2 separate regions of the Homo sapiens genome follow, and region 2 is linked to region 1. A link is an interaction called in ENCODE POLR2A ChIA-PET data of the cell type or tissue named here. Cell type or tissue: A673. All regions are shown on one strand. Each heading gives the region's core, and the rest is flanking DNA. Links, peaks and the distances in the headings are about the cores only. Region 1 overlaps MADD (MAP kinase activating death domain). Region 2 overlaps DDB2 (damage specific DNA binding protein 2).

The links. Peaks named below come from ENCODE experiments on the same cell type or tissue, not always from the same donor. Only the 100,000 strongest peaks of a DNase experiment are listed, where the experiment ranks them.
Region 2: POLR2A ChIA-PET joins it to region 1 with 12 read pairs; 7 of 35 experiments call an interaction of 5 or more read pairs at or near these places.

What each region holds. Positions count from the first base shown.
Region 1 is chr11:47,322,261-47,327,634 of GRCh38, forward strand. It overlaps MADD (MAP kinase activating death domain), which reads left to right. Exons shown (of 37, transcript NM_001376571.1): 31 at 1,411-1,575; 32 at 2,005-2,077; 33 at 2,211-2,317; 34 at 4,284-4,292; 35 at 4,478-4,547. Among named protein-coding and RNA genes, the nearest start is that of MYBPC3, 28 kb to the right of the region's middle. In A673, for the core only: no CTCF peak of the experiment used is centred there; no DNase peak of the experiment used is centred there; H3K27ac peaks cover 281 bases.
Region 2 is chr11:47,228,315-47,233,688 of GRCh38, forward strand. It overlaps DDB2 (damage specific DNA binding protein 2), which reads left to right. Exons shown (of 10, transcript NM_000107.3): 4 at 4,500-4,645. Among named protein-coding and RNA genes, the nearest start is that of DDB2, 16 kb to the left of the region's middle. In A673, for the core only: no CTCF peak of the experiment used is centred there; no DNase peak of the experiment used is centred there.

The DNA of each region.
Region 1 (5,374 bases), core at 278-5,277:
CTGTGCCCTTCACCATTGTGCTGTAATGTCTCCCGTAACATTTGAAGCCTTAAGAACGGATAACTGGCTGCGCATGGTGGCTCACGTCTGTAATCCCAGCACTTTGGGAGGCCGAGGCGGGCGGATCATGAAGTCAGGAGATCAAGACTATCCTTGCTAACACGGTGAAACCCCGTCTCTACTTAAAAAAATATATAAAAAATTAGCCGGGCATGGTGGTGGGTGCCTGTAGTCCCAGCTACTCGAGAGGCTGAGGCAGGAGAATGGCGTGAACCTGGGAGGCGGAGCTTGCAGTGAGACGGGATTGCGCCACTGCACTCCAGCCTGGGCGACAGAGCGAGATCCGTCTCAAAAAGAAGAACAGATAACTTCACCTGAAAGAGAATGTTGAACAAGAAGGTGTCAAAGATATTTGCTTTTTAATTTATATCATCCTGTATTGTATCATTTTTATGTAATAAGCATTGTTCATGTGTCACTTGTGTAATTAATTTTTAAAAATATTTTTATAGAAAAAGGGTAGACCCAGGATTAGAAAGTGCATCAGCTCCATTTTTCTCCTTGGTTAAGTCTGTCATGATCTCCTACCTTTGTGTTTGTCAACAAAGATGATTCCTGAGCTTGTAAGATGGAGGCATGAGATCTCCTCCAAATACTTTAAGTCCGTAGAGCACATAAGAGGTAATAAATAACTGGGCCGGGCGCGGTGGCTCACGCCTGTAATCCCAGCACTTTGGGAGGCCAAGACGGGTGTATCACTTGAGGTCAGGAGTTCGAGACCAGCCTGGCCAACATGGTGAAACCCTGTCTCTACTAAAAATACAAAAATTAGCTGAGCATGGTGATGTGTGCCTGTAATCTCAGCTACTCGGGAGGCTGAGGCAGGAGAATCATTTTAACCCACAAGGCAGAGGTTGCAGTGAGTCGAGATTGCACCACTGCACTCCAGCCTGGGCAACAGAGTGGGACTCCATCTCAAAAAAAAAAAAAAAAAATTATAGCCAATGTGATGGTGTGCACCTGTAGTCCCTGCTACTTTGGGGGCTGAGGCAGGAAGAACCTGGCTGGTCGAGGCTGCAGTGAGCTGAGATGGCGCCACTGCAGTCAAGCCTGGGGTACAAAGTGAGACCCTGTCTCAAAAAAAAAAAAAAGAGGTAATAAATAACTGATTGATTTGTGCCTCCTCCCTTATACATCGGTTCCTTCTAATGACTCCATCTCTTCCAACAATCCTTGTAGCAGGCAGCATGTCAGTAGTTCTGTTTTGTGTCTTCACCTAGGGAAACCATGAGCGTAAGGCAGAAAACCTGACCATGGGGATGCCCCAGGACCACCTTTCCCTGTAGGAAACAGTCTAGGGAGAGGCTGTCAGAGACAGGAACCACTGAGCCGCTTTGTGCACTTCTCCAGGTGTGCGATGACTGTGTGGTGTTGCGTAGTAACATCGGAACAGTGTATGAGCGCTGGTGGTACGAGAAGCTCATCAACATGACCTACTGTCCCAAGACGAAGGTGTTGTGCTTGTGGCGTAGAAATGGCTCTGAGACCCAGCTCAACAAGTTCTATACTAAAAAGGTACGCAGGATCTGTGTTTGGGTTGGGGCTAGTAGGCATTGAAGACCAAATAGTGAATTTCTCTTTGGGAAGTTAAAATTCCAAAACACACATCTGGAGCCACACTTCTGTCTCCAGCTGTTGGGTGGAGTACCTAAAGCTGTCTCTGTCAAGCCAACTAGGCCTAATAGTAGTCACAATCGGTATTAACCAACCATATCTAGCATTCCTACACATCTGTACCCATGCCTTCTTTAAAGCCATACTATTCATATGCTCCGGATCTATCATTCATAACCTCAACAATGAATAAGACATCCGAAAAATAGGAGGACTACTTAAAATTTTACCCCTCACTTCAACCTCCAGCCTTCAGTGGCCATTATAGAGCAGTGGGTGGGGAACCCTGGACAGCCCTCATGATGGGACCACTCTCCCCCTGTGCCACAGTGTCGGGAGCTGTACTACTGTGTGAAGGACAGCATGGAGCGCGCTGCCGCCCGACAGCAAAGCATCAAACCCGGTGAGGAGAGTTTTTCCTGAGAGTGTCTTCCCTGTTTCTACCAGTCCTTCTGAGTGTCAGGGGCCTGGCAGGGAAGTCAGGGGTGGGATTCCCCACCTCACCAGTGAGCTGATAGCCCCCTCCCTCACCACAGGACCTGAATTGGGTGGCGAGTTCCCTGTGCAGGACCTGAAGACTGGTGAGGGTGGCCTGCTGCAGGTGACCCTGGAAGGGATCAACCTCAAATTCATGCACAATCAGGTAGGTGCGAGCGGCAGCACGAGGCTCCCTGTCGTTCCATCTGTAAGAAGGACCAATGTCCAAGCCCCCAGTACTTCCCCAGCAAGCATGAGAGAGGGCCCTCTGGAGCTAGAGGGAGAACTGGAGCAGCTGGACCCAGGAAAGAAACCCCAGGGGAGGGCACAGTGACGTTGGCGACCACCTGGCGCTGTGAAGGTGCACCAGGGAGCCCGTGGGGGAGGCTGGGCAGGAGCGAGGCCAGGTGGCCACGCTGCCCCATCCGTTGGACTCCACACAGTGTGAGTGGGAGCGTCTCACTTGGCCCTTCCCCTGCAGTGTCTCTGCCTTCCTCTATTCCCAGGATATGCTTCTGCTTGGTGGTTTTGCTTTGAGAGTCTAGACTGGCCGATCTCCTTGTGTCTTTCTGGTGTGCGTGCAGCTTGCGTGTGCGTGCGTGCGTGCCTGCGTGCTTGTGTGTAAGTAGCTTGTATCTGTCCTCTCTGGAGTGTGTTTATTTGCCTTTTTCTTCTGCGGATTCTTCTTCCTGTTCTTTTCCTTCCTCTGAGTGTTCCCACTCTGTCCCCTGCTCCACAGGCCCCATTCCCTTTCTTTTGATTGGGGAGCACTTGTGGATACATCTTTCCCTCATTGTAATTCCACCATAGGAGCTGACTTTTTTTTTTCTCTCTTGGTCTTTTAACACAGTGTTACCTTTTTCTCTCAGTGGACATTCCTTAAGCTAATTCCTTTCTGAGGCCAGCGCATCATCCCAGGTCCGTTCACAGCTCTGACTCCTCACACAAGTGCCTTCCCTCCTCTTTCCCTGATGTCCGGGTTCCTCTCCCTGAGGCTCTGAGCCAGACCCAAATGTGTGAAGCCCCACAGACCCTGGCCAGGCCGCAGACCCTCAGGGGAGGTGGATGCCTGACTGACGTGGCTGTCTCCCTCCCTCCGCTAGCCGTTGTAGCTCTCTTTCAGGAACGTAGCTGGGCAGCTTTGGTTTAACAGGAAATGGCTGCGCAGGCTGCCAGCAGCCCCTTAGTATATTTTCAATTTAGGACTTAGGGCAGTAGCCAACCCCAAAGACCTTAGGACCATCCCAGAGAGGGGTCTACCTAAGTGCTTTTCTGGACCACAAAGGTGTCAGTACTTCTTGGGGAGCAGACTTCTGACCACATTTTAGCGCCGTGGCCTCTGAAGATGAGATCTTGCTGAGCAACGCCCAGGTGCTCTGCCCTGTTCCTCGTCCTGCCCTTGGCATAGCCCCACTGGGCAGCCATCCAAGCCAGTCTGTGGTTGAAGGCTTGGCCCCTAGAAGATAGACTGCAGAGAAGGGGAGGAAAGCCCGGGTTCTCAATCTCACCTCACAGTTAGTAATGAGATAGCGACCTGCCCCCTATTCTGCCACACAGTGTTCAGTTGGAGTGGAGGAGGCAGCAGACCTCCTGGTGGAGCTGTGCAGTCTGGGGTAAATGGGAAAAGCACAGGCTTCGGTGTGAGGACATGCTTGGATTTGAAGCCCAGCTTCCACGTTCATGGGCAAAGAAACTTTCTGATCCATAGTTTCCTCATGTAGAAAATGGGGGTAATACTATTTACTGTGTCACGTAGTAGGTGCAGAGATTAGAAATCGTATTTGTAAAACCCCAAGTAGGTGCTCAGCAAGTGGTAGCTGATATTATTATCACCACATACCTCTTGGGAGATCCTGGATCCTGTTTCAAGGAGGATACCAACACCTCCCACCCTGAGGACAGTCTGAGGGGAGCTTTGCGCCCGTGCCAGCCCTCTGCGCCGGAGGAGGATGCATGGAAGGGTAGAGACCTAATGGGCTGAGTGGGGACCCCTGGGGCACTGTGTCTTACAAGCACTGCCCTGGGCAGAGGGTACGGGCGGGCAGCCCAGGCCAGCAGCAGGGCCTTCGGGTTGGGTTTGACCATTCAAACTAACGCCTTCATTTCTCTCCCATGCTTTCTCCTCCGGCCAGGAGCGGAAGGTACATGCCCTTTCTGCTATCTTCGCTTCTTAGCGCTTTTGAGTTGTGTGCGTGTGGATTCTTCTGTCCTCTCTTTGGGAAATAGACTTTCTTTGTGTGGGTGGGGCTGTAGCTGGGAGAGTGTGCTGTGTGGGGCAGGGGTGGAGCCTGTGGGCCTTACCCCGGCCTCCCTCCCTCTCTTGCAGGTTTTCATAGAGCTGAATCACATTAAAAAGTGCAATACAGTTCGAGGCGTCTTTGTCCTGGAGGAATTTGGTAATTACACTATTTTGCTCTTAGGTCTGGACTCACATGGCAGTAACTCAAACCTCGGAGCTCCAGAGGAGGGTCTAGGGGCAGGGAGAAGAAGAACCTCTGTAGAGAAGTCAGGAGGAGCAGGAGTGACAAGGAAGAAAAGGGACCCCTGAGATGAGAGCCGGGATGTGGAAGGGAAAGATAGATAATGGATCGCAGAAGAGCAAATGGGGCCTCAGGTGGGTTTCGAGTTTAGAGGTGGTCCTGAAGCAGCTCAGTGAAGTAGCACCACCTCCCCGTGCTGGGCCAGCCAGTGGTCAGAAAGTTTGGGACACAGCAGACTGGCGACCCCCAAGCTCCACTATGTCCATGTCACCTGCTGCAATCTCTCTAGCAGCCCAGTGCGCTAGCCAGCCTCCCTGGCGCCGCTCTGGTCTCCACCTGGCCTCTGTGCCAGACAAAGGGGCACCGGGCGTCGCAGGCAGACTCACTTGAGGGACAGAGGAGTCTAGCGGGACAGCTGTAGCCGGAAGCTGGGAGCCAGCGCTAGGGAGTGGTGTAGTGGGTTCTCACCCTGGGGCTTTGAGTTCCTGCTGTGTTTGTGCTTCATTCTTTTGTGCCCCTCATCGCTGCTATGAAAACCTTCGTTCTCCAGCAGGTAAAGTGACCTCGGCTCGTGCTGCCTCTCCCCAGGTCTCTGCCTTGGGCCCTGCCCTGGGTGGGTAGCTCCCATCGAACCAGCTCCTCACACTGCCAGCTCGTCTCTTCCTTTCTCCCCTACCCTCTTTCTTCCTACCTTGCCTCCCCCTTCTCACCGGCTCACTGGACTTTCCTCCCCGTGTGTTCCC
Region 2 (5,374 bases), core at 145-5,144, 94 kb before region 1:
TCTTTTTCTAGTCTGTGGAGACGGAGGGTTTAAGATCAATATCTGGCTGGGTGCGGTGGCTCACTCCTGTAATCTCAGCACTTTGGGTGGCCAAGGTGGGCAGATCACCTGAGGTCAGGAGTTCAAGACCAGCCTGGCCAACATGGCAAAACCCTGTCTCTACTAAAAATACACAAAAATTCGCCAAGCATGGTAGCAGGTACCTGTAATCCCAGCTACTCGGGAGGCTGAGGCAGGAGAATTGCTTGAACCCAGGAGGCAGAGGTTGCAGTGAGCCAAGATTGTGCCACTGCACTCCAGCCTGGGCAACAGCATGGGACTCTGTCTCAAAAAAAAAAAAAAAAAAGGAAGGAAAGATCAATATCTCTTCCTCAGCCAGGTCCGGTGGCTCATGACTGTTGGGAGGCCGAGGCAGGCGGATCACTTGAAGTCAGGAGTTCGAGACCAGCCTGGCCAACATGATGAAACTCCATCTCTCCTAAAAATACATAACTTAGCTAAGCGTGGTGGCGTGAGCCTGTAATCCCAGGTACTTGGGAAGCTGAGGCTGGAGAATTGTTTAAACCCAGGAGGCGGAGGTTGCAGTGACCTGAGATGGCACCATTGCACTCCAGCCTGGGCTACAGAGTGAGACTCCATCTCAAAAAAAAAAAAAAAAAGAAATATCTATCTATCTATCTATCTATCTATCTATCTATCTATCTATCTTCCTCTTTCTTCATCTTCTTTTTCCCTTCCTGAACAGTTCAAACCAAAAGTCATTAGGTAGGATCAAGCAAGATAGATGTTTACGTAGTGGGAAGGCTACAGTGCTGGAAGTGCCAGATGCTGGGGCCCCTGAAGCTGAGGTGAATGTCATTACAGGTGGCAGGTGGCAGCTCAGTACATAGAGACTGGGCCCAAACAAGATCAGAAGGGCATCCATGTAGGCAGGGGTGAAGAGTAGAGGAGGCCGGGCATGGAATAGTGAAGTCTGAAGCGGGGTTGAGGATGCTGAACCACAGGGAGGCCTAGAGTGGGGTGGCGGAGTCAAGTGGGGTGAGCAGGGCTTTTGCATGGAGAGGGGCGGCCGTGGCGCCTGATGTGGGCAAGGAAGTTGTGTCTGCATGGTTGAGGGAGTGGAGAGAGGGAAGAGGGTGATTGTGCCCTCGGGAGGGTAAAAGAGTCCAAGCATCCTAAGGAAGACGTGCATTTGGGGAGTGTGTGGCAGCAATAGTGGAAGACTGGTTACATACAAGGAGATTAATCAAATATGTAAGTATATTGAGTAAAATGGGAACCACATTTTTCACTGTCAAAGAAGGGAATTATAAACATGGAAAGAGAGAAACTCGAATCAACTCTGTGGTGTTGACTTTGAATTGAAGACATTGATACAAATTTAAGGTTTTCAGTATACAAAGTAAGACAGTTGTGAAGCAATCTGATTGCAGATTCCTTTTACATTTTTATTACCTTAATCTTTTATAAGTATCTCACCCTATGCTTAATTTGATGGCTCTTCTTTTTTTTTTTTTTTTTCTTCTTCCTAATAGAGACAGGGTCTTGCTCTGCCACCCAGGCTGGAATGCAGTGGCAGGATCATAGCTAACTACAGCCTTGAACTCCTGGGCTCAAGTCACCATCCCACCTCAGCCTCTCGAATAGCTATGAGCACAGGTGTGCACCATCACTCCCAGCTAATTTTTAATAATTTTTTATAGAGGCTGGACCCAGTGGGTCATGCCTGTAACAGCACTTTGGGACGTTGAGGTGGAAGGATTGCTTGAGCCCAGGAATTTGAGACTGGCCTGAGTTACATAGTGAGACCCTGTCTCTAAAAAAAAAAAAAAAAAAAAATTGGTGACACACACCTATAGCCTATAGCACCAGCTACTTGGGAGGCTGAGGCGGGAGGATTGCTTGAGCCCAGGAGGTTGGGGCTACGCTGAGCCAGGATTGCACCACTGCATCAAGGTTTTGAACTCCTGGCCTTAAGCGATTCTCCTGCCCCAGCCCCTCAAAATACTGGGATTATAGATGTGAGCTACTGTGCCCAGCCAATAGCTATTATTTTTGCAACTCATTATCAAGTTCTTCCAAAGCTTTCAACACGGCTTTTATAGTAGTAATAATGGCCTTTGTTTTTGCATGTATTTCATCAATTTACATGCTTAATTAAATTTGGTGTTAATTGCAATAAAAGATACAATTGGAATAAACAGGTTTGAGAACAACTACAACCAACCCTTGGTTTGGTAAGCATAGAACTCAACTGGAGGGAGCCGAAGATTGTCATACTACCAGCAAGCATTTGGCAGACCATGAGCATTAGAATGACCGTGAGGTTAGAATGTTTTATAGAGGGAAGGGAATGTGCCAGTTAGTATGTTGTGATAGCTAAGTGGTTGTTGCATAGAAGAACTTGTACAGGTCTGTGAGGCTGGGATAGCTGCAGCGTAAAGAAGAAGTGGAAAAGGTGGAGAAAGGCGGACAAGTGGAGAACTTTACATCTTGGGGATGTAAAGTTCTTAAAACAGTGCCTGACTGGGCGCAGTGGCTCACGCCTGTAATCCCAGCACTTTGGGAAGCCGAGGCAGGCCAATCACCTGAGGTCAGGAGTTCGAGACCAGCCTGACCAACATGGTGAAACCTGTCTTTACTAAAAATACAAAAATTAGCTGGGTGTGATGGTGTGGGCATGTAATCCCAGCTACTCAGGAGGCTGAGGCAGGAGGATCACTGGAATCCAGGAGGTGGAGGCTGCAGTGAGCTGAGGTTGTGCCACCGCACTTCAGCCTGGGCGACAGAGCAAGCCTTCATCTCAAAAAAAAAAAAAAAAAAAAAAAAACACACAAAGAAAATCCCCCCAAAAAACCAGCGCCTAGTACATAGTAAGCACTTAATAAGGTTAAGCCATTGATATTCTCATGATTATTTTCATCATCATTTTCATGAATGTTTGGAAGAATAGGAAGGGGCACAGATCTGACTCCTGCCCTCCTAACTCAGCCACTGCTCTGAGCTGAAGCTCTTCTAAAGAGAGCACTGTGGGAATAACAAATTAGGGCACATCCATGTAATGGAATACCTCAGCAATAAAATGAGATGAGCTCTTGATACAGCAAACTCAGATGAATCTCAGAGGCATGATGAGTGAAATGAAACAAGACAGTCTCAAAAGGTTGCATACTGCCTAATTCATTTACATGACATTCTATTTTTAATTTTATTTTATTTTATTTTTAGAGACAGGGTCTTGCTCTGTCACCCACGCTAGAGTGCAGTGATTCGATCGCAACTCACTGCAGCCTCGACCTCCAGGCTTCCGTCATCTTCCCACCTCAGCCTTCTGAGTAGCTAGAACCACATGCACCTACCACCATGTCTAAATTTTTTTTGTGTGTGTAGAGATGGGGTCTCCCTATATTGCTTAGGCTGGTCTTGAACTCCTGGCCTCAAGCAATCCCCCCGCCTCAGTCTCCCCAGGTGTTGGGATTACTGTGCTCGGTCTATAGGACATTCTATGAGGGCAAAACAATAGTGATGGAGAACAGATCAGCCAGGGGCTGGGGGCGAGGGGAGGGTGTGATTACAATGGGATACCACGATGGAGTTTTTGGGCTGTTGCAAATGTTCTGCATCCTGATTTGGGTGGTGGTTATTTAAGTCTATACATATGTTAAAATTCAGAGAACTTTATATCCCAAATTTGCTATATGTTAATTAAAAAAAAAAGTAAAAATAAAGCCTTAAGAAATGAAGGGAGGCGGGGCACGGTGGCTCACGCCTGTAATCCCAGCACTTTGGGAGGCCAAGGGTGGCGGATTACCTGAGGGCAGGAGTTCCAGACCAGCCTGGCCAACATGGTGAAACCCTGTCTCTACTAAAAATATACAATTTAGCCATGCGTGGTGGTGGGCACCTGTAATCCCAGCTGCTTGGGAGGCTGAGGCAGGAGAATCGCTTGAACCTGGAAGGCAGAGGTTGCAGTGAGCCGAGGTCGTGACAGAGCAGGACTCCATCTCAAAAACATAAAAATAAAAATAAAAATAAAAAAAAGAAAGAAATGAAGGGGCCAGACAAAGCGGCTCATGCCTGTAATCTTAGCACTTTGGGAAGCCGTGGCAGGGGGATCGCTTGAGCTTAGGAGTTCAAGACCAGCTTGGGCAACGTGACAAAACCCCATCTTAAAAAAAAAAAATAGAAAAATTAGCTGGGCATGGTGGCACGCACTTGGGAGGCTGAGGTGGGAGGATCGCTTGAGCCCAGGAGATTGAGGCTGCAGTGAGCCGTGTTTGTGCCACTGCACTTCAGCCTAAGTGACAGAGAAAGACCCTATTTCAAAGGAAAAGAAAAAGAAGTGAAGGCCCTGTAGAGAGCGTCCTAGTGTCTAAGCTGACCTGGCCCCAAGCGCTGCTCGAGGGGTGCTTCTGTGACGGCGCAGCATGTGTGCCCAGGCCTGGTTCCTCACGGCCAGGCCCATCATCACTCACTGGCTTTTTCCTTCCTCGTGTTAGATTGGAGCTGGAGGGAGCATCACTGGGCTGAAGTTTAACCCTCTCAATACCAACCAGTTTTACGCCTCCTCAATGGAGGGAACAACTAGGCTGCAAGACTTTAAAGGCAACATTCTACGAGTTTTTGCCAGCTCAGACACCATCAAGTGAGTAGTTTAACTAGCAGGGGAAAGGGCTTCTAAGCTTAGGTGTAGTTCCGGCAAGAGCATCCAGATCCCATTTCCTTAACCCAACCTGGCCCAGGGAAGAAAGGAAAGATGTCAGCCACTTTCCGCCCTTCTTTCTCTTTCTCAAACTGCTCCTTGGCTGCCCTCACTTTGGTCCAGGTGGGTTACTGCTTTGGGAAGGTGTTCTGGAGCCTCAGCTCTTCTGTAAGTCATACCTGTATTAGACTGGACCTTGACCCTCACTAGATAAGCCAGCATGGCGTGGACCCAGAAAGCCACCTAGAGAATGGAGCAACAGCTCAGAACTTGAGACTGAATGCCCTGCACTCACTGTGGTGTAATGACCTGACCTGTTCCTGGGTGGAAGCTTATATGGATGGAATCTTTTCCATAAAGTGCTCTGGACTTCCCAAGAGAAAGTGGCTGGAGAAATTACAGAATGCGGCCGGGTGCAGTGGCTCATGCTTGAAATCCCAGCACTTTGGGAGGCCAAGGTGGGTGGATCACCTGAGGTCAGGAGTTCGAGACCAGCCTGGCCAACATGGTGAAACCCCCATCTCTACTAACAATACAAAAAATTAGCTGGGCGTGGTGGTAGGCCCCTGTAATTCCCAGCTACTTGGGAGGCTGAAGCAAGAGAATCGCTTGAACCCAGGAGGCAGAGGTTGCAGTGAGCCGAGATGGCGCCATTGCACTCCATCCTGGGCA